Regions from separate parts of the Mus musculus genome. Here all the other regions are linked to region 3. The links are chromatin loops, found by intact Hi-C in ENCODE. Cell type or tissue: left cerebral cortex. All regions are shown on one strand.

Region 1 (5,000 bases), 100 kb after region 3:
TATTCACAGAATAAAATAATTCTAAACAAAACAATAAAATAAAAGTCTCCAAGAAAGCCAGGGAGGTGTGTATGCACCTTTAACTGAAATACCGGGGAGGGAGAAGCAGAGAAAGCTCTGTGGGTTTAAAATCTTTTCTCCAAAACCCAAAAAGCAATGAGTAACCAAAGGAGAAACCACATGCAAAACAGTTAATAAAGCATTCGTGTACAAGATAAGCAGAAATGAGAACCAAAAGGAATCTGAGCTGAAGCCAAAATTAGCTCTTTCATGGATTGGTCCAGAAATAGCAAAGAGACTATACTTAAGTGAGACCCAGAAAAGGGAAGCTCACAGAAGTGACATTGCATACTCACTCATCAGCAGGGACTCTCACACCAGGTAATGTTGCAAGCCCAAGTAAAACCTGACACACAAGCTTTGGGGGAAACTACATATCCTAACACACTGCTAACCACAGGATTTGTTTACACACAAATTTACAAATGAGAAAGAATGTGTAAGGTTGGAGAATGTCAGTGTTCCAGATCAGAAGAACAAATCTGAGGAAGATACCATCAAGGGCAAAGCTGGTGATGTGGTCCATGGTCTTGCTATGTCACCTAATCCAACTATATGCCCAGCTACACTGTAGTTAAAAATCTGTATCAGAATTCTAGGAAGTATGCAAGAGTGTACATAGATGCTTTAAGTAAGAGACAAAGGCAATGATCCATTAAGAATGGGTACCTATACTGGATTGTAATCACACAGAACTTATTTTAAAGAGTAGATTAAACAGCTTCTTGGCTCTTATAACACATGGATAAATTGGAAAACAAAATACTGAACATAAAAAAAAATTCTCAAAAGTCTAAATATTCCATATTTTACAACATCTAAAACCCAGCCAAAATCATACTTAACATATGTTGTTTAATTGCATCTATGTGATGAAAGCAATTTAAAAGTATACAGAACTTCACTTAAGATACAGGGCTTCTATTACTAAGAGCAGAAGGTGAGATGAAAAAGGAGAAAGAGAATGATCAGTAATGCTCTGATCTTAGTTCAGATTTTAAACTGGGGCTTTTAGCTTGGGGCGCCGGCCCACACCTTTAATCACAGCCTTCCAGAGGCAGAGCCAGAGGCAGGTGGATCTGTGAATCCAAGGCCAGGATGGTCCACATAATGAGACCTTATCTCAAAACATATGAAGACATACTAAGTTGTTAAGATCGGAGAAGGCTAAACAGAAAATGTCACTAAAATCTTACCAAGTCCTTAATGGTTCCAGGGCCAGTTATGACCTATCTGGAAGACATTTAGACCAGGCTGGCTTTAAACTCAGTGATCGAGGTGCCTCTGCCTCGGGTGTCAGCACTAACAGTCCTTAACCCTCTTGAACGGATCCAGTTGGCCCCTTGTCCACGTGAAGACAGACTTAAGACACAAGACTGTTCAGGAGCTTAGTGAACAATCTGCTAACTGTCAGTCTTCCTGTTCATCCTGTTTGCCAAAACACGTCAACATGCTAAAGATTCTCTAAGGAATAGAGCTGTAAATAGTAAAGACTTGAGACCAAGAATATAAACAGGATTTACGATAAGATGTCTGACAGACCAGACAGACCTTCAGTGCCCGCTGACTACTTGCTCATTCCATCCTCTTGGTGAAAGTTATGTCCTTCAAAAAGGACTGAAACTGGTAAGATGGCTCAGTGGGGAGTGGCACCACTAAGTCTGACTGAGGGAGGAGCATGTGGTGCTACTGCACCCGGGCCACAGAGGAATGGTAAAGATGGATGCTGGGAGAAGTGAAGAGATGGCAAAGTGGTTAAGAGCACTCATCACTCTTTAGTTCCCAAAACCCACACTGGGTGGCTCAAATCTGCTTGTAATGCTTACTCCAAGGTCTCCTACACTGTCTTTCTGTAAGCTACTGGCACTTGCACTCACTCGCACTCGCACACGCAAACATAAATATATATTAAAAAAAAATATATTTTAAAAAAACTGATCTTCACTCTCTTAAGGAAGTTACTTAAGAAAAACATCTTTATCTCTACAAAATACATGCAACCTACTTCAGGTCCACAAACCATGTTTCCTACAATCTAATTTAAAATAATTAAACAAATGTTCTTTACTTAGATACTTACATATTACACTGAGGCCTTAGATTACCAGTAGGTTGCATAATGGTAATGGGAAGAAATGTCTGTCTTCTGGCCTCCATGTACCTACCCATGGTTACAAGCATGTACTAACACTACACATATCACATACACACAGACATATACACACACCAACTTAGATCTATCATCAGCCACATGTACTTAATAACTGATACTGCTTGGCTACCAGGTACTGTATTTAGCTCTTGCTTTCTCTGCACCAATCCCCCCTTGTTTACCCCACAAAAATGGGAGGAGAAAAATATCATGTACTAAATCTTAGAGGCATGTTATATTGATCGTTTTGACTGCTTAAATGTAAGCAACCCCTGTACTTTTACATATTGACAGGAAATACAAGCATCTATAAAGCGAATGCTGCACGCAGCAGTGACTCACCAAGCTTCTCTGGCTCGTCAGGCCCTGTGCCAGCAATACAGCTGCTCTCCAAGCCATAGGTGGGGTCCACCTTCCCAGAGGCTCTTGCAGCTTCCTGTACTTTCTTGACATGTGCTTCAACCAATTCCAGGGGTACTTCTTCTCGGACACGAGAAAACTCCTCTGATTCAAGATCACAGAGAAAATACCTTAATTTTGCATAGATATTTGCTCCTGTGTGTGACTTATACAATCTGGCACAATAGCATCAGTTTGTTTACAGTGAGCTCATTGGGGCAAAATATAAAATGAATCAATCCAATCACTTCTCCAGGATTATGATTATATCCAAAGCATTATAGTACCTTCTTCATTATACTTTAAAAAAAAATGTGTAGAGATCTATTAGTAACAACTAAAATTTCAAGTCATAATTTTACCACCCTGCTGGCTAGAGTGGTAACTGTAAAAACACCAAGAATCAAACAACCTTAAAAATATAAATCCTTTAACATAAAAAAATTAAAATTTATATATTGCAAAAATATTAAGCAGCTTCCATTCTATAGCTCCAACCAATATCCTAATGTCACAAAACATGTATTTTCCTTTATACATGTGTGAAAACAATGTGGATGTACATGTATGTTGGTTGAGACAAGAGCCACTGTAGTCCAAGCTGAACCTCAAACTCGTGATTCGTGTGCCTCTTCCTCCCAAAAGCTGCATTCATTGGTGTACGCCAACATATCCAGCTGCTCTATAATTCTACAAATATTCTATAGGCCAGAAACAAGGTTCAGCCTGAATGGACACTTGTGGCCAGGCGACAATCCAACTCACGAGACACATGTAGTAGGAGAGAGCTCACCGTCCCACTGCTAATCCTCTGGCCTTTCGAGACATATCATGGTGAGCATGCACACAGAAATAGACTTTAAAAGGTGAAAGAAAAACAAATGTTCTTACAACTGTATTTTCACACATTAATTTTTATGAAGCACATTATCCTTGTGGCTTGTTTTTATGATTTATAAAAGAGAAATGTGAATTAACACAGCTGTATTCTTAAAAACATTTGTATGTATGTGTGGGAGTGAGCTTGTGTCTGGCTGTAAGTCTGCGGGCTCAATCCAGTAGGCATCTACAGACTAGTGGCTGACATCAAACGATTCTACCAGTTCTCCCTTCATGTCCGAGTTACCGTCTCTGACAGGGTGACAGGTGAGGCCGTCTAGTTCTACCTCCCAGGAGAAATGCTATCCAAACACCCATCCCATCCAAACTCAGATCCCCCTGCTTCCGTAGCAGAGTTGATACACCTGAGGCAGACCTGGTAATAGTTGAATGTGAGGCCAGACTTCAGTGCTGGAGAGGGAGCTTCCACAAGAAGTACATACCCAACGCTGCTTTTGCTGCAGCAGATGCTACACGGGGGTCAACGACAGATGCTAAAAAGGCAACAGTGCTCATCACCGGGTTTCCCGACTGGCTGAAAGGGACAGGCTGGTAAGCCAGTGGCCCAAGAGAAGCATCTGAATTTTCAAGGTAAGGGTCCTCAATGGGAAGCCTCAGAAAGTGGAGGATGCATTCGTCCTGAGTACGGCTTCCAACATGTTCTGACACTTTATTCCAATCGTCCTTGTACATCTCCAGAGCCTAAGTGAAGACAGAAATAGATCGGTAATATCAAATAACAAGGAAGTAATACAGAAAAGAAGAAAAACGAAGCCAGTGCTCTTTATTTTGCTTCTGTGTGGCAGGGTCTCACTACGTGATACAGACTGGTCTTAAACTTCTACTAATCCTGGCTTACAGGCTCTACTGCTCTATAAAAGGCAAAGCCAGACTTGCCAAGATTCTGCCAATAGTATTTCTAAAAAAATGTTGGGTAGTGATCTAGTTGTGGTGGCACATGCCTTTCAAACCCAGCCCTCTGTAAACGAGACACAAGTTTTAAAGATAACAGAGTGGACAAGATGCGATTTCAAACTACTAACATAAATGATTATTTGTACATTAAGATAAAAAGGTAACATGAAGCCGGGCGTGGTGGCGCACGCCTTTAATCCCAGCACTCGGGAGGCAGAGGCAGGCAGATTTCTGAGTTCGAGGCCAGCCTGGTCTACAGAGTGAATTCCAGGACAGCCAGGGTTACACAGAGAAACCCTGTCTCGAAAAACAAACAAACAAATAAACAAAAAAGGTAACATGACAGTTGACCTTATAATAAGTTGTCAATCAGGCAACAAAAAAATTAATATAATACTTTCATATTATAAAATAGTTTTTTAACTGGATCAAAATTGTCTACTACAAAACTTCCAAAGAACCTACTCTGGGTGGTAGTTAATTACCACTGAATATCTAATTATGGGCTAAAAGTGTAACAGAAAACAAAAATAACGCTTATATTTCTCAAATAGCAATTGACAATTTTAAATTGGAAAAATATTTTGAATGGTAA
Region 2 (5,000 bases), 410 kb after region 3:
TTGCCCAAGGTCTTAAGGTTTTCTCACAGGATCCCAGTTCACCAGTCCTGGCCCGTCTGCTGTCAGTTTCTGCCTCAGTTATTCACCTTGTCTGGCTCTTCGGGTTTGCTTGGGATGAGTTAATGTTTAGAGCCTGGCTATTTCCCTACAGCAGGCACCCCAGCCATCTAGGCTACCTGGCTAGTCCACTGTTCACACCCACCCTGGCTATCTATAGCCCTCCCTCACTTTCCCCCCAATATTTCCTTTGAAATACCAAGCAAAACAGTTGTCAGGATAAAGACCACCTTTAGTTTCTCTCCTCCTGTTTCCCAGGGACTGGCATGTGTAACTGATGCTGGACAGCCCTCTACCACCGAGGTCCACCCCAGGCCTTGGAATCTCTTTGAGATCAGGGCGGTCCTGAATCTGATATCCTCCCACCTTGGCCCAAGTACTAAGAAATTTACATTTAAAAAACTTACTTGGTATGAACACACACACCACAGACTATATGTGGGAGCCAGAGGATAATTCATGAGTTGTTTCTCTATCATGTGGGGGATGGCCTTGAATGCCAATCCTCAGGCCTTTAGCAACCCAAGGACTAGGCTGTAAGACCACATGGAGTACTGAGAAAACTATTTTAATAGGTCCCATCATGCGACTCTGACTGACCTAGAAGGCCATTTCATCCTGTCAACCGCCTGTTTTTGGGGGATTGTTTCGGCTATTCCTAAAGGCAAACTGAATTTTTTTTATTAATATCCTCTTGAAGAAATATGGCTGGCTTAATTTAGCTATGTGACCCTGGGACCCTAAAGGCAAATGAGACTCCCAGTTGAGTATATTAGGAACTAGGCAGAGAACAAGGGTTCAAGATCACTTTTATTTGCAGAGCCTGCAACTGTTGGTTAACAATGCTAGCTATGCTGGTACAATCTGCAAGCCATTCTCCTGGAAAGCATTCAGCTAACAGAATCTCTACAAACCAGACCAGGGACCAACTGGGACATACTTCAACACGCCAGGGAAGGGGCTGCTCATTCCCTTGCTCTCCACATATTTTCAAACAAGATTTGTTTAATAGCCAAATGCAACTCAAACCCATAACAAAGCAACTAGCCATCTTCAATATCACTGATTCCCTCCCCGCCCCCAGAATAGAAAGCAGAGGGAAGAGGGGAGACTCTTCCTAAGAAAAACCTGGCTAGACCCCAATGGAGCAAAGATAGCAGAGAGGCTGGTGTCCAAGGATATCAACAGGCAGGCACCAAAACAGGCTGTGCAGAATCAAAGCAGCCTGGCCCCTCAGACGAGAGGTGTTTCCGAGAGCCTCACTTCCATGGGATTAGATTAGGGGGTAACTGATGTGATTCACCACTCTCTGACCCTCAAATTAAAACATGATAAACTCTGAACCTTTGACTTCAAAATTTACTACGCCCTCCTGAGAAATTCCACAGTTGTCTGTAGGCCAGGATACATAACAGCCTGGGCTTCCCGCCCCCCTGCTCACCCTTGGGTGCCCACCCAACACTGATTGGATATTCCGACTCATAAAATGACTTTTTTTTTTTTAAAAGGACATTCAGTGGGCATGCTCCTCCCTCACTCTGTGGACTCCACTCTTTCATGCCCCCCCTCTTCCACCTTGGGGCACACTACAGCATTCCAGTACTGGCCTGATGGAAGCTGCCTAAAGTGCCTTCCTGTGACTCCTACACCAGCCACTGTCATGGGGACGTGGGGTGAGGAGTGGAGACAAGACTTTCCCCGAGGAACACTGCAAAATGCAGAAGTAGGTCTGGGAAGGTTAGCTTATGTCCTGTAGCCAAGCCTGGATCTGGTGCAGGCTCTTACCAGCATCTCAGTCCTTGACTTTGAGTAGCAGCAATACTGGTCTGCAGCGCCTCCTAGGGGTGACTGAGCTCCTTGCGCTGTTCACAACTTAACAAGTTTGCCTTTTTCTTATCCCTGCCCCATTTTTTTTTTTTTTTAAATTAAAAGTAGAGGTAGCTCCTAGGATGATAAAACTCTACCTAGAATGGCAGTATTTTGACTTAATGAAGCAGAAAAGTAAAAGTCTTGAATTAAAACAATAATAAAATAATTGATGAAGCTGAATAAATTAAAGTTAAGAGTCATCCACGAGGCCCTCTCCTCCCTTCCAGCCTATCTTTGGTATTTGGCCAGCAGCACTTGGGCGGCTTTTCTCTCCTCGTGACAGGCCAGGGTCTACCCAATAAGGCCTTCTTCATGGGATGCTCAGTGAGAGCAGCCTAACACGGTGTTGCAGACTCCAGTCTGTGCTGTGCTTGTCCAGCTTTGGCAGACAGTCCTGACAGGGAAGGACTCTTACAGAACAGAAGAGTGTAACGGCAGGGTGCCCTAGGCTCCAACCTGGGAGTGTAGGAGACAGGTCCAAGGAATGGAAGGCCCAGGTCTTTCTCCAGGTACCGTACAGCTGGCCCCTTTGCTTACTGCTCTGCAGCAAAGGGAAAAGGGACGGGGCAGAGGGAAGCTCAGGCTGCTACCATTTGGCTTCAGAGCTTCTTCAGGCGACTGTACATCTCTCTTTTGCTCTTTTCTCCTGCCCAGGTCCGGCTCTTGGTGCGGAACTTCTTTAGGTCTTCTTTAAAGTCTTCATGGTGCATTGGCCGGTAGCTGGGGGGTTCACAGTGAGACTAAAGGAACAGGAGAGACACGGTCAGGATACGCCTGCCTCATATCATCTGGCTTCCTCTGCCTAGAGCTGCAAGGCTGGGAAGGCAGCAAGCAGGTGCCAGTGAGCAGGAGCCTGGCACTTAGCAGATGCATAGTGCGCCCCCAGACCCCGGCAAGCAGCAGCCACAACCGACCCAATGGCCCAGCATGGGGGCGTGGGGACATGCTCACAGACATCTCACCTGGCACTTCAAAAAGAACTCCTTGTATCCCCCCTTCAGGACATACAGCTCAGGGTAGTGGAGCTTGGGGTACTCATTGCCGAGCCTATCTCTCTCTCTCACATATCGGCACCTAGTGAAAAGAAGTGAAGGACACAGTCGGGTCACCTCCTTCAGGCTAGGGGACAGGACACAACACAGGTGGTGTCCTGGCACTCCTTCCACCTGCCTGCTGCCGACACCATCTGCAGCAATAGCTTAGAGCCAGCGTGCTCTCCATTCTGTCCATGGTCCCCTCATTCTGCTCCTCTCACCCAAGTAGAAGTCTTCCTTCTTGTGCCTTTAAACAGCCGAGGCCTTCTACTTCCCCGGTAGCTACTAGAACCCCGTGTCTCTCTGCACTCTGCCTGAGCGGCACGAAAGCCACAGTTTTCAGTGTCCTACTGTGTGCCGCCTCACATCTCATTCACCCCACTCGTCTCCTGTCCTCTATCTGGGAGCTTCCACTCATTGACCTCATTTTGAAGGACTTGTGAACATTTTGTACAATTCTAAGTTTTTAAAATATGCTTGTCTGCCTCCTGTCTACTCTGAAATGTCCCTCCAGGAAGCTAGACTTTTGGTTTGCTATGTTGTTAGTGTTAAATAACAATAAGAATTTGAGAGTGGATGCAAGCCCCCACTATCTCCATTCATGTGTGAATATTCAGTCCTACTCAAATGGGTGGGTTGTTTTCTTTTTTGTTGTTGTTGTTTGGGTGACAGGATCTCACTATGTCACTGTAATGAGATCCTGTAGTAGTCTAGACTGACCTTGAATCTGAGTGCTGAAATTAAAGGCATGCGCCATCATACCTGCCCTTGAACCCAGGACTTCACAAATACTAGAGAAGTGCTCTATCTGATATGAGCCACACTCCTAGCCTAACAGTACGTTAGTGTGCTTCTTATAGGATCGCATGCAGCTCAGGCTGGCTTTACACTTCTGATCCTCTGCCTTAGCTTCCCCAGGGCTGGAACCAGACATGCACCACCATGCCAGATGCTGTTTTAGAGTATCGCCAGCACATCAACATCTGCAGAGGAAGCTCTCCAGACTTTTCTGCCCTTTGCTTAAGGAACAACTGCTTGGACGTTATGAGACTAGTCGGTAGAACGCAATACAGTGGGGGAAACTGGGAGAGCCGAAGTAAAAATCAATATAAAGGACCAACAAGAGTGAGTCATTTGGAAAGAGGCTGAACCCATGGTGATACTACAAAGTTACAACTGGTATCACCGTAAGACTGAACTGGAGAAGCCTGAAAATCATTTGCAATCAAAACGTAAAGGTTAAGTTCATCAACTACATTCAAGAAATATGTCTGGGCTGGGTGGTAGTGTCACAGGCCTCTATACCCAGCACCCAGGAGGCAATGAAGATGGATCTTTGGGTTGGAGGCTAGCATCATCTACATGTCCTGAGTTCCAGAACATTTAGGACTCAACAGAGAAACACTACCTTGAACCCCTTCTCCACCAAGAAAGGAGGAAAAATGTTTGGGAGAGCAAGATGGGTAAAAGCTGCTCAGAAATCCACACAGCAGAGCACTCCCCCAAGCTGACTTCTGAACTCCATATACACACTATGGTAGGGCACTTTGCGCGTGCACAAAATAAAAAAAAGTATAAAATAAATACTAATCGTAAAAATGTCTATTTGGCCGGGTGCCTAAATCCCTGAGGCCAGCCAGCCTATTCTACAGACTGAGTTCCAGAATAGCCAGGGTTACACAGTGAAACCCTTTTTTGAAGGGGAAAAAAAAAGGCTGTTTGAAAGACAAATCAGTGGACAGAAGTCCAACTAAGGGAAACTATGTTATAATAGGAATTATAGTTTCCACAAAAGCCATGTATACACATAATGTGTAGACTGGAGCAGCACTGGAGCGCCTTGTGACTTTGTGAAAGGTGCCTGTGTTAGGGTTGTGACGTGTGCCCTGCTCTCCACTGTCAGGAAGCCTCCGCCCCAAAGCCTTATTCTCTGTGGTACTCACATTCGAGGGCCTCTTTCAGAGGAAAACTCACAGTGGAACACGACAATGACACGCTTGCCATCAGTAGGCACAATAGGGTTCTTAAGTAAGAAGTCTT
Region 3 (5,000 bases):
TCTCTCTGTCTCTGTCTCTCTCTTCTATTCATTGAGGTCATCTTAAATATTTTGTAGTTCCAGTCTTCATGACTTTCACAGATTTGTCAAGTTTATTTTATTTTTTGTCAAGTTTATTTTATTTTATGTTTCTAAACTATCATAGATGTTTGTTTGTTTGTTTGTTTGTTTTGTTTTGGGAAAAGGTCTTACTGTGTAGCCCTGGATGGCTTGGAACTTACTATTATAGACCAGGAACTCATAGAGAGTCACCTACCTTTGCCTCCTGAGAGCTGGGATTACCATGCCATAAATAGTACTTTTTCTTTTCGATTTCTTTTTTCTTTTCTTTTTTTCCCTTTTTTGTTTTTGTTTTGTTTTGTTTTGTTTTGTTTTTTGAGACAGGGTTTCTCTGTACATCCCTGGCTTTCCTGGAACTCACTCTGTAGACCAGGCTGGCCTTAAACTCAGAAATCCGCCTGCTTCTGCCTCCCAAGTGCTGGGATTAAAGGTGTGTGCCACCCTGCCCTGCTCAATTTTTGTTTTTGAAACAGTCTCATTATGTAGTTCTGGTTAGGCCAAAACTTGTTATGTAAGCCAGGCCAGCCTTGTATTTGCCTGCTTCTTCACCTCTAGTGCAGTGATTAAATGAATTTGATTCTAGGCCTGGCACAATTTTGATGATGGTGGTGGTGGTCTGGGTGTGGGTGTGTGCCACCAAGTACATGTGGAGGTCACAGGACAACTTGACGATATCAGCTCTCTCCTACCTTTCCATGGGCTTGGGGATTAAACTGAGGTCACCAGACTTTCATAGTAAATATCTCTATCCAGGGAGCCATCTCTCTAGCTCCAGTGTTTTGCTTTTTGTATGTGAGCTGCTAGGGAGTCTCCCATATGCTGGGCAAGTACACCCCTAGTTATCCGTGTTTTCATTTGTGTATTTTGATTTACCCCTCATCCTTGCTAAACCCATTAATTCTTGTAGCTTTTAAAAGGCTCCATTGAATTTTCTGCGTAAATGACTATAGTGTCAGTGAGTAGAATAATTTTATGTCTTTCTTCCCCACCTATGTACCTTTTATTTATTTTCTTACTTAAGGACATGAGCTGGAAATGGTGAAAACATATACATTCTTGTCTTGTTTCTTTCCTTTTATTTTTATTTTTGGTTTTTTGAGACAGGGTTTCTCTGTCTAGCCCTGGCTGTCCTGGAACTCACTTTGTAGACCAGGCTGGCCTCGAACTCAGAAGTCCACCTGCCTCTGCCTCCGGAGTGCTGGGATTAAAGGCGTGTGCCACCACGCCCAGCTCTTGTCTTGTTTATTTCAAGTGAAAACTGTTAGTTTTTCATCATGAAATAAGATTATAGTTGCAGGCTCTTCATAGCTTCGATTTATTAGATTGAAAGAATTTCCTCCTAGTTCTGCCCCCTTAGTCTTTCTGGGCTTCTTTCCCTGGCTTTGGGGAGCATCTTCCTATACTGAACACTTGAGAGCCGCCCTCTGCAGACTCCAGGCTCTCTCTGTGTCCCAGTGTCTTCTCGGGTATGCTGTCCTAAGAACTCTAAGTGTCATCTGGGCAGTGGTAGTGCATGTCTTTAATCCCTGAACTCAGAAGGATCTCCAGCCTGGTCTGCAGAGCGAGTTCCCAGAGAGCCAGGGCTGCACAGAGAAACCCTGTCTTGAAAAAGAAAAAAAAATCACAACCACAAAACAAACAAACAAACAAACATCTTTGCTTCCCCAGCCCCTTAGCTACAATCTTTCCAACTCAGAGATGGTTCTGGGGGTTGAACAGGTAGCTCACCAACTAAGACACTTGCTGTTTCCCAAAGCCATAAACTCAGTTCGCAGCACTCACACCTGTGTGTGGTATCACCTCCACGGGATCTGGTGCTCTTTTCTGGCCTCTTCAAGTGTCTACACTCATGGCAGATACATTGGCATATGCAGACACATTAGAAAATGATAAATGGGCCTGGGTGGCATTGACACACACACACACACACACACACACACACACACACACACACACACCTTTAATCCCGGTACTCAGGAGGCAGATCTTTGTGAGTTTGAGACCAGCCTGGTCTACAGCGCAAGTTTCAGGACAGCTAGAGCTACACAAAGAGAAATGTTGTCTTGAAAAAAAAAAACAAACAACAAAATAGTAACAAGAACAAGAACAACAACAGTAATAATAAAGAGAACAAAAAAGTGATGATGATGATAGAGGCTAAAGACACGGCTCCAGGTATAAGAGCTGGATGCTCTTCCAGATGGCCTAGGACCAGCATTCACATTATGCCTAGGGGATCTGACACTCCTGGTGTCTCCTTTTCTGACCTCCACAGGCACAGGCACAGGCACACATGTGGTGTACATACTTAGATACAGGCAAAATACATACATACAATTAAATCTTCAAGAAACAAAATAGGCGCCGGGCGTGGTGGCACACGCCTTTAATCCCAGCACTTGGGAGGCAGCGGCAGGCGAATTTCTGAGTTCTAGGCCAGCCTGGTTTACAGAGTGAGTTCCAGGACAGCCAGGGTTACACAGAGAAACCCTGTCTCAAAAACAAAAAAAAAAAAAAGCAAAAAATAAAATAAAATAAGAAACAAAATAGGCAGATAGGCAGGAATGCCTTTAATCCTAGCATTGGAGAGGCAGCATCAGGAGGACCCCTGTGAGTCTCAGTCCATCCTGGTCTACATAGAATGACATACCAGCCACAGATACACAATGAGACCCTGTTCATGCTGAAAATAATGAGGAGGGGGAGGGGGAGGGGAGGGAGAGGTAAAGGAGCAGGACTACTAAAGCATCTAGTCCAGGCCTTGTCAACTTCAAAGCTTTTCCTCTCATGACTGTGCCCTTGAACTCACCTCTCTGACAAACACTTGGTATTGTCACGTTGTTTGCCTCCTGGGCACAGCATTTGCTTCTGCCATCTGTCTGGGATGGAGCTGAAGGTGAACTTATAAACCACAGCTGGCTAACAGAGCTGGAAGAAAGTTGGGCCATTTCTTACATGCCCACCAGAGGGCAGCAGACATTCGCTAATGCTGCCGGGTTAACAAATCCTGAGGCTTGATAGAACAGAGGTCATGTGCGGCTCCCAGGGACAACCACACAGCTCTCTTAGTTCGCCTCTTTTTAAATAAAGATGTCTGTGTGTCTGTGTGTTTGTCTGTGTGTGTGTCTGTCTTTGTCTGTGTGTGTGTCTTTGTCTGTGTGTGTGTCTTTGTCTGTGTGTGTTGCATGCATGCATGACCTTGTATCACATGTGTACCTGGTGTCTTCAGAGGCTAGAAGAATGGATTGGATCTCCTGAAGCTGGAGTTACAAATGGCTGTGAGCTGCCATGTGGGTGCCAGGAAAAGAACCCAGGGTCTTCTGGAAGAGTAGTCAGTTCTCTTAACCCCTCAATGGTCTCTAGTCCCAAATTAAAAAAAAAAAAAAAAAGACTTATTTTTATTATTTTAAATGATGTGTGTGTGTATGTGTGTGTGTGTGTGTGTGTGGAGCATGTGGGTAGGTAAGTGTGCTGAATATAGGGGCCTTGGCTGTCAGAGGCACCGGATCCCCTGGGTCCCTGGAGCTGGAATTAGCGAGGAGAATAACCTGATTGACATGCGTGCTAGGCATGAAACTTGGCTTCTCTGGAAGAGCAGCTCTGGAAAAGTGCTCTTTACTGCTGAGCTGGCTCTCCAGCCCCAGAGGACAGGCAGGGTTTGTCTCTTTTTCTCATTAGTATATTGTTGGAGCTTGAATACCTGTAATACATAAACATGGTCCAGTGGTCCTGAGTTCAATTCCCAGAAACCACATGGTGGCTCACAACCATCTGTAATGGGATCCGATGCCCTCTTCTGGTGTGTCTAAAGGCAGTGATAGTATATACACACAAATAAAATGAAGAGATAAGTTTTTTTTTAAACCCATAAACATAATAATGAAGGAAGGAAACAAGGACCCATGGTCAGTTTTCTAAGGTCAGAGGAGAACAGACAGGAGAGAGAATTCCAGAGAATGGAGAAGAACAGTTTTGCCAGGCTTCCCCAAGTGATGGTTTAAGGGGAAAGAAATGTGGAAGGAAACTCTGGAGTGAGCTAGAAACAGGAAAGGCCTGGGCAGGGTCCTGTGCTCAAACTGGACACTACAGAGTTCTGGGGAAAGCTGGCAGGAAATCTCCCAGAACTGTGTACCTCACTGTGTACCCCATAGGACAGACGAGCATTATATTTTATTTTATTTTATTAATCTATTAATTATATAATTAATTTTATTTTTTGATTTTTTTGAGACAAGGTTTCTCTGTGTAGCTCTGGCTGTCCTGGAACTCACTCTTTAGACCAGGCTGGTCTTGAACTCAGAAATCTGCCTGCCTCTACCTCCCAAGTGCTGGGATTAAAGGCGTGCGCCACCACTGCTCAGCGAATTTTTTTTCTTAAATTTTTATTACCTTTTAGAGGGGTGGATGTTGTAGCAAATATTACTTGGTAAATACCCCACTTATATCATTTAGTTCCCAAATAAATGACATAAAAGCCTTTATATTTTATGATAAGCCTTAAAGCACTAGAGCTGGGCAGATACCAACCCTCTAAGCTATTTTGTTTGCTTTGCTGTCTTGATCCCTTAGATATTATTTGCCGTATGTTCCCTTTGGGCTGCTTCTGCTTCATCAGGCTAGCCCTTGTGGCTATTTGCTCACCATCCTCCCTACCCCATGTCAACCTCCTCCTTCTTCTTTTACATCCTCTCTCTGAGACCCCAAGGCTAGGAACCTTTGCTAAGCCCCCTCTCTTCTGCCCAGCCCAGGCTGTAGGCATCTTTATTAGTCAATCAGGGATAACTTTGAGGGCAAGGTTGGTATACTTGAGAATTTCCTTGTTCCTGACTGGGGCAACCAGATCTTGGGGTACAGAATTTATCATTTGAATACAAGCGGCACCAGACCAATCCCTTACAGGTTGGTGTGGATGTACCGTGGTACATGTGTGGAAGCCAGAG
Region 4 (5,000 bases), 180 kb after region 3:
AGGCCAGCCTAGTGTAGAAAGGGAGTTTCAGGCCAGCAAAGGCTGTTATACAGAGAAGCCCTGATGTGTGAGTGGGTGGGGCCCCCACAGCACAACATCATGTATATGGAGATCAAAGGACAATTTTCCCAATTTGGTTTTTTAAAAAAAAAACATTTATTTATTTGTATTTATATGAGTACACTGTAGCTTTCTTCAGACATATCAGGAAAGGGCATAAGATCCCATTAGAGCTGATAGTGAGTCACTATGTGGTTGCTGGAAATTGAACTCAGGACCTCTGGAAGAGCCGTATGGTGCTCTTATCCACTGAACCATCTCTCCAGCCCCCCCACCCCAATTTGGTTCTTTCCTTCTACTATGTGGGCTCTGGTGATTGCCTTGCTGGTCCACTTTAATATATTTATATATTTTTCTGTGTATAAATATTTGTCTGACTATGTCTATGTCTAGGCAGTACTGATAGAGGAACAATTAGTTTCCTTGGAACTGGAGCTGCAGAGGGCTGTTAGCTTCAATGTGGATGCTAGGAATTGAACTTGGGTCTTCTAGAAGAGCAAGTGCTCTTAAGTGCTGAACCATCTCTCCAGCACCCACTTTCTACTTCATTGTGGGGACAGTCTTTCAATGGAGCCCAGGCTGGCTTCAGACTTGTAGCAAATGGGGGTTAATCCACACAGTACTACACTCAGAAACTTTGATCTATTTTCTGTAAAAGCCTACACATTTATTTAATCTGTTGGCCATAGTGAGCCATTGTAGTCTCAGGACATACTTCTCGACCAACACTCTTAGCACTCAGCAGTGGGCAAGCCTTCTCTTGTGTCCCTAGCACGTCACACCTTTCTAGTATTTATCTCTTTCCTTTGGCTCCCCCTTTTCCTCTTTTCTACTAGGATACTAGGCTTCCTGAGGCTAGGGTCATATTGTCTACATACCTGCCTATAAATAGCAGTCTCTCAAATTACCAGCACAAGGATTTGTTTGCCTGTTCGAGATCCAGTCTTGGATAACTCAAACTGGTCTATATGAAGCTTGCCTTGAAGATCCTGTTTCTATAGGGATTCCAAGTATGTACCAAACATGTTGGGCACTGCAGGGATTTCTATGTTTTGTTTTCAAGAAGCAATTCTTTGTTTCACCTCCTTCATTTCTCCTAGCCTTCTGTGCAATCTAGCAGGAAAATAGCAACTAGTATACTTTCCTTCCTTCCTTTTCTTTCCGTCTTCATTTGAAACAGGGTCTATGTTGCGCTGACTGGCCTGGAACTCTTCAGATCAGAGATCTGCATGTCTCTGTCTCCAGAATGCTAGGTTTAGAAGCATTTCTTGCTATGCAATCCTGGTTGGCTTCTAATTCCCAGTTGTCTTGCTCCAGCTTCGGACCAGCTGAAGTCACCTGTGCTGTGGCACACAGCTAACAATACATTTAAATGGCTGCACAAAAAATAGCATAGGAAAACGGACTGGAGATATGGTTCAGTGGTTATGAACACTTGCCTGATTAGTAGTTTTGTTGTTGTGTGTGTTTTGGTTGATTTGACACAAGCTATAGTCATTTGGGTAGAGAGAACCACAATTGAGAAACTGCCCCCACCAATCTGGCTTTTAGGCAGGGTGGAGGTTTTGGGAGGGTGCCTCCCCTGGGGAGATAGTAAATTCTGGGGCTGTTGTATCAGCCATGAGGCAGTAAGCAAGGGTTCCTCCATGTCTTTTGTTTCCATTCCTGATATGACATTACTCAGTGGCAGGTTGTCACCTATAAGGTGAGAAGTGGTATTTTTACCTCAGCAATAAAAAACCTAAGATAACAGCTGGCCGACAACAGCCTGTAACTCCAGCTTCCAAGGATCTGATGCCATGTCACTTGGTACCACACACATGCACATAGAATTTTCTTCGTCTGTTTTAAATTACGAGCTATTGTATTAGTTCTCCAAATATCACGAAAGGGCACATCCTCAAATATTGTCTTCCCAGCTGTGAACTACTGCCCAACGCCACTGAGTTTCCTTTATCGACGGCGGATTTCATTGAACCCATGCTTCACTCTGTTCAGAGGACAAACAGGCAAACCCCCTCCCCTCGCTCCTGAGTGTCGATGTGGCCTAGACTCGCAGTCGTCCCTCACCACAACCCCCCGAAGCCAGCAGCAAGCGCTACCCTGTCCTTTGCCTGGTTTATGTCTCTGTGAGGCAAAATCGCTCACCTCCCTAAAAGTGCAGAAGACCAAGGGGAGACGCAGGAGAGAAAAGGCGCGACGGACACAGAGCTGCGGCTGGGGATGGAGAGATGAGCCTGAGATGGTCACCCGTCCCCAGCTCCCGCCGGCTCTCGCCGGCTCCCACGGCACAGGCCACGCGCGTCCCCGGCCGCTCCGCCGGAAGTCCCGCCTGTGTCTGGGGCTACAGCCGCGCTCCCTCCAGCCAGTGCCCGGGTGCAGGCGCAGACTGACTGTCTCGCGCTGTGGGCTGAGGAACACTAGAGACAACCTAGGCAGCCGAACCCATCGCGAGCCCCAAGGCAGCGGCAGCCCGCACAGAGAGCCAGGCCGAACAGAGCCGGGGCCGCAGGTGGGACTTCCGCCTCGGGACCCGGAAGAGACCGCGCCGTCGCTGGTGGGAGTTGTAGTCCGGCCGTAGTTGGGGGGGCCCGCGGCTCATGCGCCGTGCACCGAGGCTTGTTTCACATCTGTAACAACAGGTGAATTGGGCTTTTTATTCTACCCTTTCGCGCCCCTTGAAGCAGCCTGACACGGTCGGGGGTGGTCGGCGCGAGGAGGGGTCCCGAGTCCGGCTAGCGGCCTGGCAGAGAGTGGGAAGGAGGAGCTGGCGAGCCCGAGGAGCAGGCCGGGCATCCTAGGCCTGCCCGGGAAGCCGGCCGGGCCGAGCCGTGGGCAGCCAGGCCTCGGCCTGCCGTTGCCATGGAGCCGGGGCGGGGCGGGGGCCAGACCGGTCCGCCGGGGCGGGCCTCACTGCCAGGGGCTCAGCGGAGGCCGAGAGAGGCGGCTTCATTGGCTCGACGACGCCTTCGCCTCAGGGGATGCTCGGTTTTCCCCAGGCTGGGCCCGGAGGAAGTCTCCGGAGTGCCCGAGACCTTTGTCTGCCCCTCCTCCCACTGTGCGGGTCAGGACCGTTCCTCTAAAGGGAGGCCTTGGTGCATTTTTGACTCTTCTGGTTTGCCTCCTTTTGCACCGACCTTGTCAGTGGGGGAGGCTAAGGGGTGAGGTGTTCTTTGTTTGCTGGTAGTGACTTGTCCCATTTTGCAGGGGAAGACCTAATGCATGGTGGGTCCTTTGTTTGCAGTGAAGTGGAGTTCCCAGGGGTCTTCAGAATCCTCAAGCCAAGAGTACAGCGTCTATGTGCTTTCTAGATAGTCCTTGTGTAAGCAATATTGGTCTTTTAATTGCGGCTTTCCAATGCAGAGACTGTTCACCTTACAACCCCCAGTTCATGGGTGTTCGCCATGCATGGTAGCAAATAAACTGCTGCCGTCCAGCTGCAAGGTCTCAACTTGTTTTTGGATGCAACCTACTGGCCAGAGTAAAATTACACCTTTTCTAATGATTTTCCTTGCAACGGTTTCTTGGAATGCAGTGACCCCAGCGCCATGTGCCATGCACCTCTTGACTACATCTTATAATTTATACTTAAATCTCAGAGTCTGACATTTCCAGGCAGGAGAACTCTTTCCTGATTTTATTATATATTATTATTTAGATTTATGATAATGCTTTTTACTTCTACATTTATATATTCTTTGACAAAGTTTCTATGTAGGTGTACCCCACCTGACACCCAAAGATCAAACTTTTCAATATTTTAATTTATGAAGCTATAGTCCAAAAAGTTTTATCCAGTTTTGGACCCCACTTATTCTTTCAAAAAATGAACATGATATATGCAGAATACAGGTTGATATGTAAGAAAAGTCGTGTAATAGAAACGTGTAAACCATGGGGTCAGAGTTCATTCGGTCCTGATGCTATGGGATCCTGGGTAAATTAGATATCTGTGCTTCAGTTTCTTTCTCCGGGAGAGAATGTTCTTCATAGGCTAGCTTCAGGGATTACATGAGGTCAAGTCTATGGGCGTTCTTTGTAAACTGTAAAAATGTTTTTGAGAATTTTGAGGGTATAATTTTCCCAGTCTGGAAGTATCATTTTAGATAGATTGGTATTATAGCCATTATGGGATTAGAAAAGCAAAGGGGCTTTTGCTCTGAGCTTGGAGAAAATGTTCTTAACATTTCCTTCACTTGATCTTAGCCAAAAGGCCGAGAAGCGATTCTTAACATTTTCTTAGGGATGCTCTGTGGCACAGTTCACATTTGGTGGGTCTAGAACTGGTCAGGGGCCTCTTGAGTGAGGCTATTGTGTTAAACCTTTTTAAAGTTAGTACATTGATGTCTATGATTGGTATAGTTTTGCCTCTGAGTGAAGGTTGCCAGTCCAGTGACCTTACCTTGTTATTTTCCAGGAGGCCCAGCCTCGTGATGAGGAATAGCAAGGAGAGAATTCAGCTCCAGTTTAAAAGCCTGCAAAATCAGAGCCCCTCCCTGCTTTTATAAGGTAAGGTGACTTAGCCCTGCTCATAGAGCCACGGTGTGCGTTTTGCTCTTCCACACCATAAAGCATGTAGCCCCCTTAGGAATAGCGTTCATTGTTACTGGCTTGAAGACATCCTGTAAGCAATCTACTAGAAGTTGTGTTTCCTCACAAGAAATTTTGACTTATTAGAATTTTATGTATCTCTATAAATTATATTTGATTGAATCAAATATTTTTTTAAAAACATTACCACATTATAAGAGAAGCACGTTTCTTTTGGATCTCTGTGAAATGTTCTAGAACACGATAAAATGAAATGATTTGATATCTTGAATCTCATATTTTTTGAGATGAAGACAGGAAAAGACTGTGGTATATGAAACTTTGTTGACAAGAGAGGATCCAGAGACTTTAAAAGCAAAACTCTGCTGGGCATGGTGACTCCTGTCTGT
Region 5 (5,000 bases), 200 kb after region 3:
AAATGACTTCATCCTTGGGATGAAAATTGGGCTATTTATAGTCTTTGAGGACCATTTTTGAAACTGGTTAGACTTCTGTCTGACAAAGTAATGAGCCACACTGCCATATGCAAAGCCCTTGGGGAATCATGTGTTTTTTGTTTTTTTTTGTTTTGTTTTGTTTTGTTTTGTTTTTTCGAGGCAGGGTTTCTCTGTATAGCCCTGGCTGTCCTGGAACTCACTTTGTAGACCAGGCTGGCCTCGAACTCAGAAATCCGCCTGCCTCTGCCTCCCGAGTGCTGGGATTAAAGGCGTGCACCACCACGCCCGGCGTGTTTTTTGTTTTTAAGACAAGGTTTCTCTGTGCAGTCCTGGCTGTCCTAGAACTCGCTCAATATATCAGGCTGACCTGGAGGTTGGAGGTATTTGGCCACTGTCTGGCTTATTTGTGTGGATGTTTTGCCTTCATATTTGTCTGTCCACCATGTGCATGGTGGCTCATGTAGGCAGGTGGTGGTTGTGTATGTCTTTAATCCCAGGACTTGGGTGGTAGAGGCAGGTGGACTTGGGTGGCCTTAGGCAGGTGGGCCTAAGGCCAGCATGGTCTACAGAGTGAGTTCTAGGACAGCCAGGGCTATACCTGTCTCAAAAACAAAGAAGCAAAAAAAAGTCAGAGGCGCATGTTGGCCTCAACTTTTTATTTTCTATTACCAGAGATGACTTAGAACTCCCAGTCCTCCTTCCTCCATTTCCCAATGTGGGATTCAGAGACGTGCTCCCACTATACAGTACTGATGCTCAAATCTTGTGAACATGATTAATCTAAACTCCATCCCCAGACCTGGTTTTTGTGGTGTTTTGTTTGTTTGTTTTATTTTTTGATGCAGTATATAACCCACGTTAGCCTAGAACTTCCGTGGAGACCAGGCTAGACTTGAACATGAAGCAGTCAGTCCTGCTGCTGCATCTGAGTGCTGAGTTACAGGCAGGTCTCACCACACATTTGGTTTTCCAAGACACAGTTTTTCTGTCCTTGGCAGTCCTCACATGTACAGAGATCTACCTCCCTCTGCCTCCCAAAGGCTGGGACTAAAGGTTTGCACCACCGCAACCAGCTTAGTAACATGGTTTTTTTTTCATTAATTAATTAATTAATTTAGGTTTCTCCAGACAGGGTTTCTCTGTGTAGTCCTGGCTGTCCTGGAACTCACTCTGTAGACCAGGCTGGCCTCGAACGCAGAAATCCGCCTGCCTCTGCCTCCCAAGTGCTGGGATTAAATGTACAAACACCATGCCGAGCAGTGATGTGTTTTAATGAGCTCTCTAGGGGATTATTCAAGTCATGGCTAGAATGAAACACATTTCTTCTTCCCAATTTAGACAACTTAAACTGCCAACCACCCAGCAAAGCTTTCTCCCAAGGTCCAGAGACATTGATGTCCACCCTCAACATAGTCACTGCTTTCAGATCTAATTTCATTCCCAGCCCTCCCAAGTCCTCAGAAGCCTTAAGAGACAGAAGAAGAATAAAATCCAGGCACAGTAGTTTGGAAGTAAAATTGCAGCCTTCACCCAAGTGAGGAAGAGCAGGTCTCCACTCTTAACTGTGGAGTCGGCTCAGTTTCTTGGCACAGTGCTTTCTCCCTTGACTCCAGTCCAGGGATTAAAATCAGTTTATATTTAAGAGGTCTTCTCTATCTATTCTAGAGTCTTCACCAGGGTTACCTATAGGAGATGGGTGCCCTGCTTAGCACTGTATCAACAACCAAGTCAGGCATTACAAAGCAGTTTGTAAGGAATTTACCATGTGTAGGACCTGGAGGGAACTTGGCTCGGTTTTTTGAATGGACGTTGAGCAAATACCTAGCGCTATTTTCTAAAATCATCCTATTCCCTTTCCTGGTTGAGATCCAGATGCCTAGTCTGTGGTTTGGATTTCCAGGTGAGGAGGCTTAGGCTGTGGTATGCATCCTAGCTGTAGCCTAGCTTTCATGCTCTCAGGTCGGCACCGAGTCCCCCCGGCCAGCAGAGGGCGTACGGTAATGCTGCCAGTTGCTGAGCCCTCGAAGGTACTGTCGCGGTCTGGGGCCGCAGGGACTGGTGGGATCGCGATGGCGGCTGCCAGGCGGCTCATGGCGCTGGCTGCCGGCGTCTCTCCGCGCCTCCGGCCGCCGGATCCCCTTGTCGCTTCCGGGCGACAAGGATGTTCGCGCGGCTTCTCATCAAGCTTTGTCCGCTCTGATGGCACTCAGGAAGCTGCCGAGGTCGAATCAGAGGTGGCCCCTAGCGAGCCTGGGGAGGGTGACGGAAGCATGGTGAACGGTGAGGATAGTGAAGCTGAGATTTGGCTCCGATGTCCTTGACTAGGGAAGACAAGCAAGGGGTGCGGGACAGCGCCCGGTCAAGGCTTTATTCTGGAAAGTAGTTTAAACTTTTTACATCTGTGAGTCTCTGCCTTGCTGTTAGAAAGCCTGGTGTGTCTTAGGTCCACCTAGAACCCAGCACACCTGCATGTAGATGGATGGGGGCGAGGCGGGGGGTGGGGGGAAGAATCACTTAAATATCCTACTTCTGCCAGGTTGAGTGGCATTGAGGGTTAGCTCTGACATCATGATTAGTACATCATGGCCATTAAGATAGGTGGAGTGAGCTCGCTGGCCTTTCTTTACCCATCTTGAAGATCTGGGGGTGTGGTGTCTGTGCATATCTACTTAGCATAGGGCTGCAAGATGGGTTCAACTCTCCTTGAGTCTGCTTAGGAACTGTTTATAACTACTTGGTTCTTACATGATTCATAACACAGCATTTAGGAGAGTGGTCCAGGCAGGACCCTCCTATTGTGCTAGTTGACAGAAATCTGTTCCAGATAAATATCCCAAATTAGATAACCAGGTTATTCCAGAGTTTTGGAGGAATATTTTCAAAATTTAGCACTGGTGAAATGGGTCCTCTGGTAAAAGCGCTTGCATACAAGTCTGGTAGATAATAAACTCAAATTCCAACCCCTTATCACAGTGGAGGGAGAGAATAGGTCTGCCAGGGCTAACCTCTGACTTCACGTACATGTGTACACACATATTAATGATTTTTTTTTTTTTAATTAGGGTCTCACTCTATAGCCCTGGCTGGCCTGAAACTCAGAGATTCACATGTCTTTGTCTCCCAAGTGAGGGGATTAAAAGTTAACACCTGCTCAGCAATAAATGAACTTTTAAAAAGACATAAGAATTAAATACAGATCCTATCTGAACATGGCTGGCATTCTCAGGTTCCCCTTGAAGAATACTCTATCCACTGCTAGGTGAAAATTTCTCAAATAATTATGATGAAGCAAGTACATGGTACTCTAGATCAATTCCACTGTGGAGTAATATAAGCTTAATGTAATGCCACACATGACAGTGGCAAATGAGGAGACTTCTGAAGCCTTCTCTCTAAAGATTTCTGACTCTGTGTGAATGGGCACTTCATTTTGTTTTGAGTTGGGCCATATTGCCTCTTTGTGGTCCAACTAAGCCCTTGTCTGGCAGGAGCTGCTGCTAGATGAGATATGGCAGACATTTTTGTTTAGAGGTTAATGTCGAGAATAAGTGGAAGGGAAGGGATGGCCTCCTGGTGTCTGATGCCCCTTTCCGGTATGTCAGGGAGATAGGCGGGGTGGCTCATGCTCTGTCTTGGCTGGGAGCCTTTCTGTGGGCTCTAGAGAGGACTTCGGCAGAGGGCTGGGGTTACTTGCGAGTGGAGGCATGATCTTGAGCATCTGGGTCTCACCCCGCTCTGCAGGGCCTGCCTGTCCTTCTAACTCTGCACTGCTTAGGGGGCCTTGAGCTCTCCTGCATAGATGTGGAAGATACTTTGGTTTTGTTTGTTTGTTTGGATTTGTTGTTGTTGCTGTTTTTCAGACAGGGTTTCTCTGAATAGCCTTGGCTGTTCTGGAACTCACTCTGTAGATCAGGCTGGCCTTCAACTCAGACATCTGCCTGCCTCTGTCTTCTGGGTGCTGGAATAAAAGGTGTGCGTAACCACCACTTGGCGTTTTGTTTGTTTTTTGAATACCCTCTTTTAGACATCAGACTCACAGAGTTTATTGACTAACCAACCCAGGACTCCTAACTCCATTGAGTGCTTGGGGGTCCCGAGCCAACATCTTCAGCCCAGAGTGACTTAGATTGATACACACACACACACACACACACACACACACACACACACCTACCTACCTACCTTATGGAGTTTCGAAAGAAAAAGAATTGTAATTATTCATTCTTATTTTCTTAGCTTCTAGGGACCTATTAAAAGAGTTTCCGCAGCCTAAAAACCTTCTCAACAGCGTGATTGGAAGAGCCCTTGGCATCTCACATGCAAAAGACAAGTTAGTCTATGTGCACACGAATGGACCGAAGAAAAAGGTAAGTATTGATGGCTAAGTGAAACACTGGTTTGACTCACAGAAAACTGGCTACTCTTCCCTTTCAGGGTTTTTTTTTTTTGTTTGTTTGTTTTTTGTTTTTAAGATTTATTTATTTTATTTATATGTGTACGCTGTAGCTGTCTTCAGGCACACCAGAAGAGGACATCAGATCCCATTACAGATGGTTGTAAGCCACCACATGGCTGCTGGAAATTGAACTCAGGACCTCTGGAAGAGCAGTCAGTGCTCTTAACCACTGAGCCATCTCTCCAGCCCCCTGTTTTTGTTTTTTAAAGAGGCCAAAAAATTCTGTTTTGTTTTTGTTTTTGTTTATCTGTTTTTGTTCTTCTAGACAGGGTGTCTTTATTCCTGGGTGTCCTGGAATTCATTTTGGAGACCAGCCTGGCCTTGAACTCAGATCTGCTTGCCTCTGCCTCCTGAGTACTGAGATCAAAGGCATCTGGCACTGATCTTTTGCTTTTTGTGGAGATAAGGTTTTGTGTAGACTAGGTTGGCTTAGAACTTACTCTGTAACAGGATCTGGCCTTGGATTGCTGGTTTTCCTGCCTCCACTTCCCAGATCCTGAAGGTATTCTATACACATGAAAAA
Region 6 (5,000 bases), 160 kb after region 3:
CTGGCCTGACCTTTACAAGCCTGCTGTGTCAGGCATGTGTCCATACACATACAAGCACACATAAGTAAATAAATTTAAAATTTTTAATTCACACACACACACACACACACACACACACAGAGTACTCTAACAGACAAGTATCAGTATAGACAACACAGCAGAGAGCAACCATAGCAGAATATTACTTCTCCATGATTGTTGCAGAATATACAAGAGATTAAATGGCACAGCCCAAAAGAATTCCACCACTAAGCTGAAGATGACAGCACACTCCAGTAATCCCAGCTCAGGAAGTAAAGGTTCAAGGAACAGTTCACGGCTAGCCTCTAATACAGATAGCTCCAGGCCAGCCCTGGGCTCTGTGAGACGATGTCTCAAAAACAAGGCGGATGTCTCAAAAACAAGGCGGCGTGGTGGTGCATGCCTTTAATCCCAGCACTCGGGAGGCAGAGGCAGGTGGATTTCTGAGTTCCAGGCCAGCTTGGTCTACAGAGAGTTCCAGGACAGTCAGGGCTATACAGAGAAACCCTGTCTCAAACAAACAAACACCTCCTCTGTACAAGTTGTTCCCCCTTCTCCCTATATTGCCTGGCAATAGTAAGGGAAATCAACTAAAAGCAACACCTAAAAGTACAGAAACTGGAGATGCCTACTAACAAGTTCATGCACTTACAGGTAGTTTGGTGAAAGCTGGGTTGGTGACATGCTTCCCAAAGGCATCTTCTTGGAACTGTAGAAGCTGCACCACCAGTCCAGCTAGTGTTTTATTGGTAGGAGCATCTGCATGAACATACTGCAAGATAAAGAAAGACATGGATTTAAAACCTGGTACAGCTAATGCTGGAGAGAAAGCTATGTTATGTTAGTTCCTAGTACTTACTAAGTAACAGTACCATAGCACCACATTTTAGGTGTACAAAGTTCATTCTCCACTATAAAGAATCATAAAAACCCATCATGTACATACTTAGAGGCAGAGCATAAATGCTAATGAGATGGCTCAGCAATCAAGACTATATGCTCTTACCAGCACCCAAATGACAGTTCAGAAATGTCTGTTAACTCCAGTTGGAGATCCCACGACCTCTTCAGGCCTGAGGATACCAGTCATGTATGGAGTACACAGACATACTCGCAGGAAAAGCACCCATAAACACACACCCACACACAAAGAAAACCAGGCTGGAGAGATGGCTCAGTGGTTAAGATGCTCTGCCAAAGGACCAGCACCAACATGGCGGCTCACATCTATATCCACAGTGCAAGAAGATTCAACACCCTCACAGAGACATACATGCAAATTAAAAACAATACACATAAAGTAAAAATAAACAAATCATTTAAAAAAAGGAAAACCAATGGTAAAGACAGGAAGTAGTTTTGTGACAGGGGAAGTGTAACTAATGAATTAACTGCAAAACCTTTGATAGAGCTGGAGGGAAGGCTCAGCACTTGAGTCCATGGCTGCTCTTCCAGAGCACCTACATTCGATTCCCAGCACTCCATGGCAGCTCAAAACCATGGTCCAGATGATCCAAAGCTCTCTTCTAGATTAGACATACACCAGACAAACTCTGGTACAGAGACATGCACGCAGGCAAAACAACCACACAGAGAAACTAAAACCAAAACTTTTTTTTTTTTTTGAGTCCACCACTGTGGCTCATCCTCATAATCCCAGAACTCTAGACTTGAAAGCAGGATCTGCGGCCCACAAAAGGAGCTCTGGGGCTTCGGAGCAGTGAGTTTTGGTTTTTTGTTTTGTTTTTGGAAGTGAAGTCTTATAGCCCAGGCAGAAAGAAAAGAGACCTTTCATGTCTCACTTGTTTCATATTAATTGCTGATATTTAAATTTCTGTTCTAGTGCTGAAGATGGCTCAGAGGATAAAAGACTGCTTACTGTTCTTCCCAAAGACCAGAGTTCAGGTCCCAGCACCCGGATAATACAGTTTACATCCGGGTCCAAGGAATGAGACGCCCTCTGCTGGCCTCTGTGGACACTGACATGCATGTTCCGCACACAAAGAAACCTTTACATTTGTATGTCCTAAATACACTGTAAAATGCAATAGAAATAATTAATGAACCAGTGTGTGGCCCATGCCTACAATCCTAGGCGAAGACAGGAGGCAGCTCTTTCTAAGTCTGAGGCTAGTCTGGACTAAATAGTGAGATGGTGTCAGAAACGGGAGAGCAGGGAGAGGAGGAAGAGGACAAAGTGTAAGGTACACCAAGCAGAAATAAGTCAACTGTATTTCTGACTTCAAAGCTTTAGAGACATGACCACTTCTGAAAACACCAGTGTATTACCAAAGCAACCCAAGCTCCCTGTCAAACACAAATAGGCTTCACTAAGCTGCAGACACTGAATGAAATGGTTCAGACTAGTCTGTCCCTTTTTAGTTTTTTAAGACAGAGTCTGATATTGGTACTTGAGGCTTGTCTTAACCTTCCATCCATACAAAGGATGGCCTTGAACTTCACACCTCTCAAAAGACTGCAGCAGAGAGCCACCAATGCCTGGTTTTGGTGGCTCTCTGCTGGGTGCTGGGGTTCAAACTCTAGACCTAACCCATGCTAAACAAACACTCTACAAACTGATTTAAATCCCCAGGTCCTAGTTTAACTTTTCATTCATTCAACAAACACTAAACAACTATTATGCAAGGTGAGACAGTTAAATGTCAACTATGAGCCAGGACATGGAGATGCATTTTCAGGCTTGTAAATCTCAACACCCACTCTGGGTCCGCAATGGGGTAACCACTACTACTTAATTTAAGAGTAGAGGAAGTGTTTTGGATGTTTCATCATATCAACTAAGGGATTCATTTTTCAACATTTATATAAAGGTGAAATTTTACTAGAGGTATTATTGGGGCCAGTGAGGTGGAAACACATGGGTAAAAGCACTTGTCACAAGCATCAAGATCTAAATTCAAGCCGGGTGGCCCATGCCTTTGATCCCAGCACTTGGGAGGCAGAGGCAGGCTGATTTCTGAGTTCGAGGCCAGCCTGGTCTACAAAGTGAGTTCCAGGACAGCCAGGGCTATACAGAGAAACCCTGTCTCTGAAAAAAAAAAAAGTATCTAAGTTCAATTCCTGGACCAGTATGGTGTTCGAGGAGAATTGATTTGCTTAAGTGGACATGAAAACAGGAGTTGTGTGTACCCCTCCAAAGTAAATAGTTGTAATTCTTTTTAAAGTGTCAACAAAGGGTTAATTCACGACTTTTGTAAAACAACTGACTCAGCAGAATTTGCATTCTAAAGTACGGGAAACACACTTTTCCCAAAAAAATTAACATTGCAAAAAATATATATATGATAAAAACTAAGCTCTCGCCAGGTGTGGTGGCGCATGCCTTTAATCCCAGCACTTGGGAGGCAGAGGCAGGAGGATTTCTGAGTTCGAGGCCAGCCTGGTCTACAAAGTGAGTTCCAGGACAGCCAGGGCTACGAAAAACAAAACAAACAAACAAAAAAACCTAACTCTCGCTTGTACTCACATCCTTACACACCACCTAAAGTACAATGAAGTGGAAAACCAACACTTTTAATAGTTCTATATCAATTGTACAATACAAGGTTTAAACCTACATGAATCCACAAGGCCAGTCATCCAAGGTCCCCTACTAATCCACATAGGGTAGCAAGCCCTTAGTTACCTAGACGCTCAACAACTGGTCTCTAAACAAAACTTCAAGATACTTTTATTAGGATGGGCTCTTTGTTCACACACCTAAGGCAGCTAACAAAAGAACAGAAACACACGCTCTGCGACTCTGTCCAGTTCCACCTCTCCTGCACATAAGAGAGAGTGAGATGGGGCTTCCCACGCGAGTACGTGGGCCCCAGAGAGCCAGCAGCTGGGGCCAGGTCGCCGCGTGCCTAGTCGCCCGCGGGGGCGTGGCAAGCGCCGAGCCGGCCTTTGTTGTCCCTCGTGGCGCGCGGAGGGGGGGGGGGAGGGGCGGCCCCAGACATGCGAAGCGGGCAGCCACCATCAGCCCCCGTCGCGTGGCTCCTCGGTCCCCACGGGCGCGCGCGAACCCACCTTCTTGTAGTGCTTGCCCAGCCAGACTCGCACCGAATCTAGCTGGGACACCGTGTCCGGGCTCTCCCAAAACTTGCTGGCCGGGCCCCCGTCCTTCCTCCGGTACACGGCCAGCCCGGAGGCCGCCGCCGCACCCCCTGCACCCACGGCGCCTGCTGCTGCTCCCGGACCGCCACCCGCTGTCGCGGCCATAGTCACCGTCCGTCGTGTCTACCGCCCGGCCTAGCCTGGCCCTCGCGGCGTTTCCCGTTCGCACCCGCGCGCGCGCGCGCAGATGCCACCTCCTCCTCCTCCTCCTAGCCCCGCCCAGCCAACCCTCTTCCGGCGCCGAGGCGCGGCCACGCCCCTTCTGGACCCTAAAGCTGCAACGAACAGGCACTGAGAGCGGGCGTACGCATGCGCAGCACGCCGGTAGTCCCCTACGGACTGAGGCTGCCCGCCTTTTCCTCTGGTCTCTCGGAACTGAGCCTCAGCCTCTGCTGTTGGTAGACACTACGAATGACTCTTCCGGGCCCCGTTTGTCTATTCGTTAGGCGGTCAACAATCTCAAGGAGGTTCTGTATCTCTACTAGAAAAAGCGGTCTAGGGTGTGCAGTGCGAGCCGAGCCCCACCCCACCCCACCCCCCCGCGTACCCGCCCCCGAGCGCTAGTAAGCAATTCCTGCTAGTCCCGGAGGCCGCGTCGGTTTGGGGACCTGCATTAAAGACCTAGTCTTTCTTGGGGCTTCATTAATGTTTCTCGAACCACATCAGATGGTTTCTGCTTAGTCGGCCTAGCTCCAGCTACTTCTGCGACCTGGACATTATCTTCCTTTGTGATTCGCACTCTCTCAAATTCATCACTTTAAAAGTATTCCAGAAAACCAGTCCCTGAGTGAACAAGTGATCACAATTACCCAACGGTTTTTTTTGTAGCTCTCTCTTCAACCTGGTGTTTTTATCATCCG

The links. Peaks named below come from ENCODE experiments on the same cell type or tissue, not always from the same donor. Only the 100,000 strongest peaks of a DNase experiment are listed, where the experiment ranks them.
Region 1: it touches region 3 in a loop (3-fold over the local background); 9 of 42 quality-filtered maps call a loop at or near these places.
Region 2: it touches region 3 in a loop (4-fold over the local background); 14 of 42 quality-filtered maps call a loop at or near these places.
Region 4: it touches region 3 in a loop (3-fold over the local background); 8 of 42 quality-filtered maps call a loop at or near these places.
Region 5: a loop joins it to region 3, with 5 times the contacts of the local background. A loop is called at or near these places in 8 of 42 quality-filtered maps.
Region 6: a loop joins it to region 3, with 2.9 times the contacts of the local background. A loop is called at or near these places in 2 of 42 quality-filtered maps.

What each region holds. Positions count from the first base shown.
Region 1 is chr9:110,195,345-110,200,344 of GRCm38, reverse strand. Smarcc1 (SWI/SNF related, matrix associated, actin dependent regulator of chromatin, subfamily c, member 1) reads right to left here. Exons shown (of 28, transcript NM_009211.2): 20 at 3,934-4,192; 21 at 2,555-2,716. Among named protein-coding and RNA genes, the nearest start is that of Cspg5, 46 kb to the left of the region's middle. In left cerebral cortex, no CTCF peak of the experiment used is centred here; DNase peaks (open chromatin) are centred at 301 and 2,579; H3K27ac peaks cover 753 bases.
Region 2 is chr9:109,889,745-109,894,744 of GRCm38, reverse strand. Cdc25a (cell division cycle 25A) reads right to left here. Exons shown (of 15, transcript NM_007658.3): 13 at 4,904-5,000; 14 at 2,889-3,000; 15 at 855-2,666. The coding sequence ends at 2,526. Among named protein-coding and RNA genes, the nearest start is that of Mir7089, 2.6 kb to the right of the region's middle. In left cerebral cortex, a CTCF peak has its summit at 1,881; a DNase peak (open chromatin) is centred at 1,882.
Region 3 is chr9:110,295,321-110,300,320 of GRCm38, reverse strand. No RefSeq gene overlaps it. Among named protein-coding and RNA genes, the nearest start is that of Elp6, 7.4 kb to the left of the region's middle. In left cerebral cortex, a CTCF peak has its summit at 3,018 (motif pointing right); a DNase peak (open chromatin) is centred at 3,028; H3K27ac peaks cover 322 bases.
Region 4 is chr9:110,115,060-110,120,059 of GRCm38, reverse strand. Dhx30 (DEAH (Asp-Glu-Ala-His) box polypeptide 30) reads left to right here and starts at 2,444. Exons shown (of 23, transcript NM_001252682.1): 1 at 2,444-2,702; 2 at 4,478-4,569; 3 at 4,899-5,000. It also overlaps Gm10615. In left cerebral cortex, no CTCF peak of the experiment used is centred here; DNase peaks (open chromatin) are centred at 2,614 and 2,872; H3K4me3 peaks cover 2,439 bases; H3K27ac peaks cover 1,962 bases.
Region 5 is chr9:110,098,117-110,103,116 of GRCm38, reverse strand. It overlaps Dhx30 (DEAH (Asp-Glu-Ala-His) box polypeptide 30), which reads left to right. Exons shown (of 23, transcript NM_001252682.1): 6 at 4,258-4,388. Among named protein-coding and RNA genes, the nearest start is that of Dhx30, 17 kb to the left of the region's middle. In left cerebral cortex, a CTCF peak has its summit at 2,012 (motif pointing right); DNase peaks (open chromatin) are centred at 1,627 and 2,024; H3K4me3 peaks cover 1,068 bases; H3K27ac peaks cover 317 bases.
Region 6 is chr9:110,131,362-110,136,361 of GRCm38, reverse strand. Smarcc1 (SWI/SNF related, matrix associated, actin dependent regulator of chromatin, subfamily c, member 1) reads right to left here and starts at 4,338. Exons shown (of 28, transcript NM_009211.2): 1 at 4,054-4,338; 2 at 674-793. The coding sequence starts at 4,245. In left cerebral cortex, a CTCF peak has its summit at 1,992 (motif pointing left); a DNase peak (open chromatin) is centred at 4,405; H3K4me3 peaks cover 1,806 bases; H3K27ac peaks cover 1,068 bases.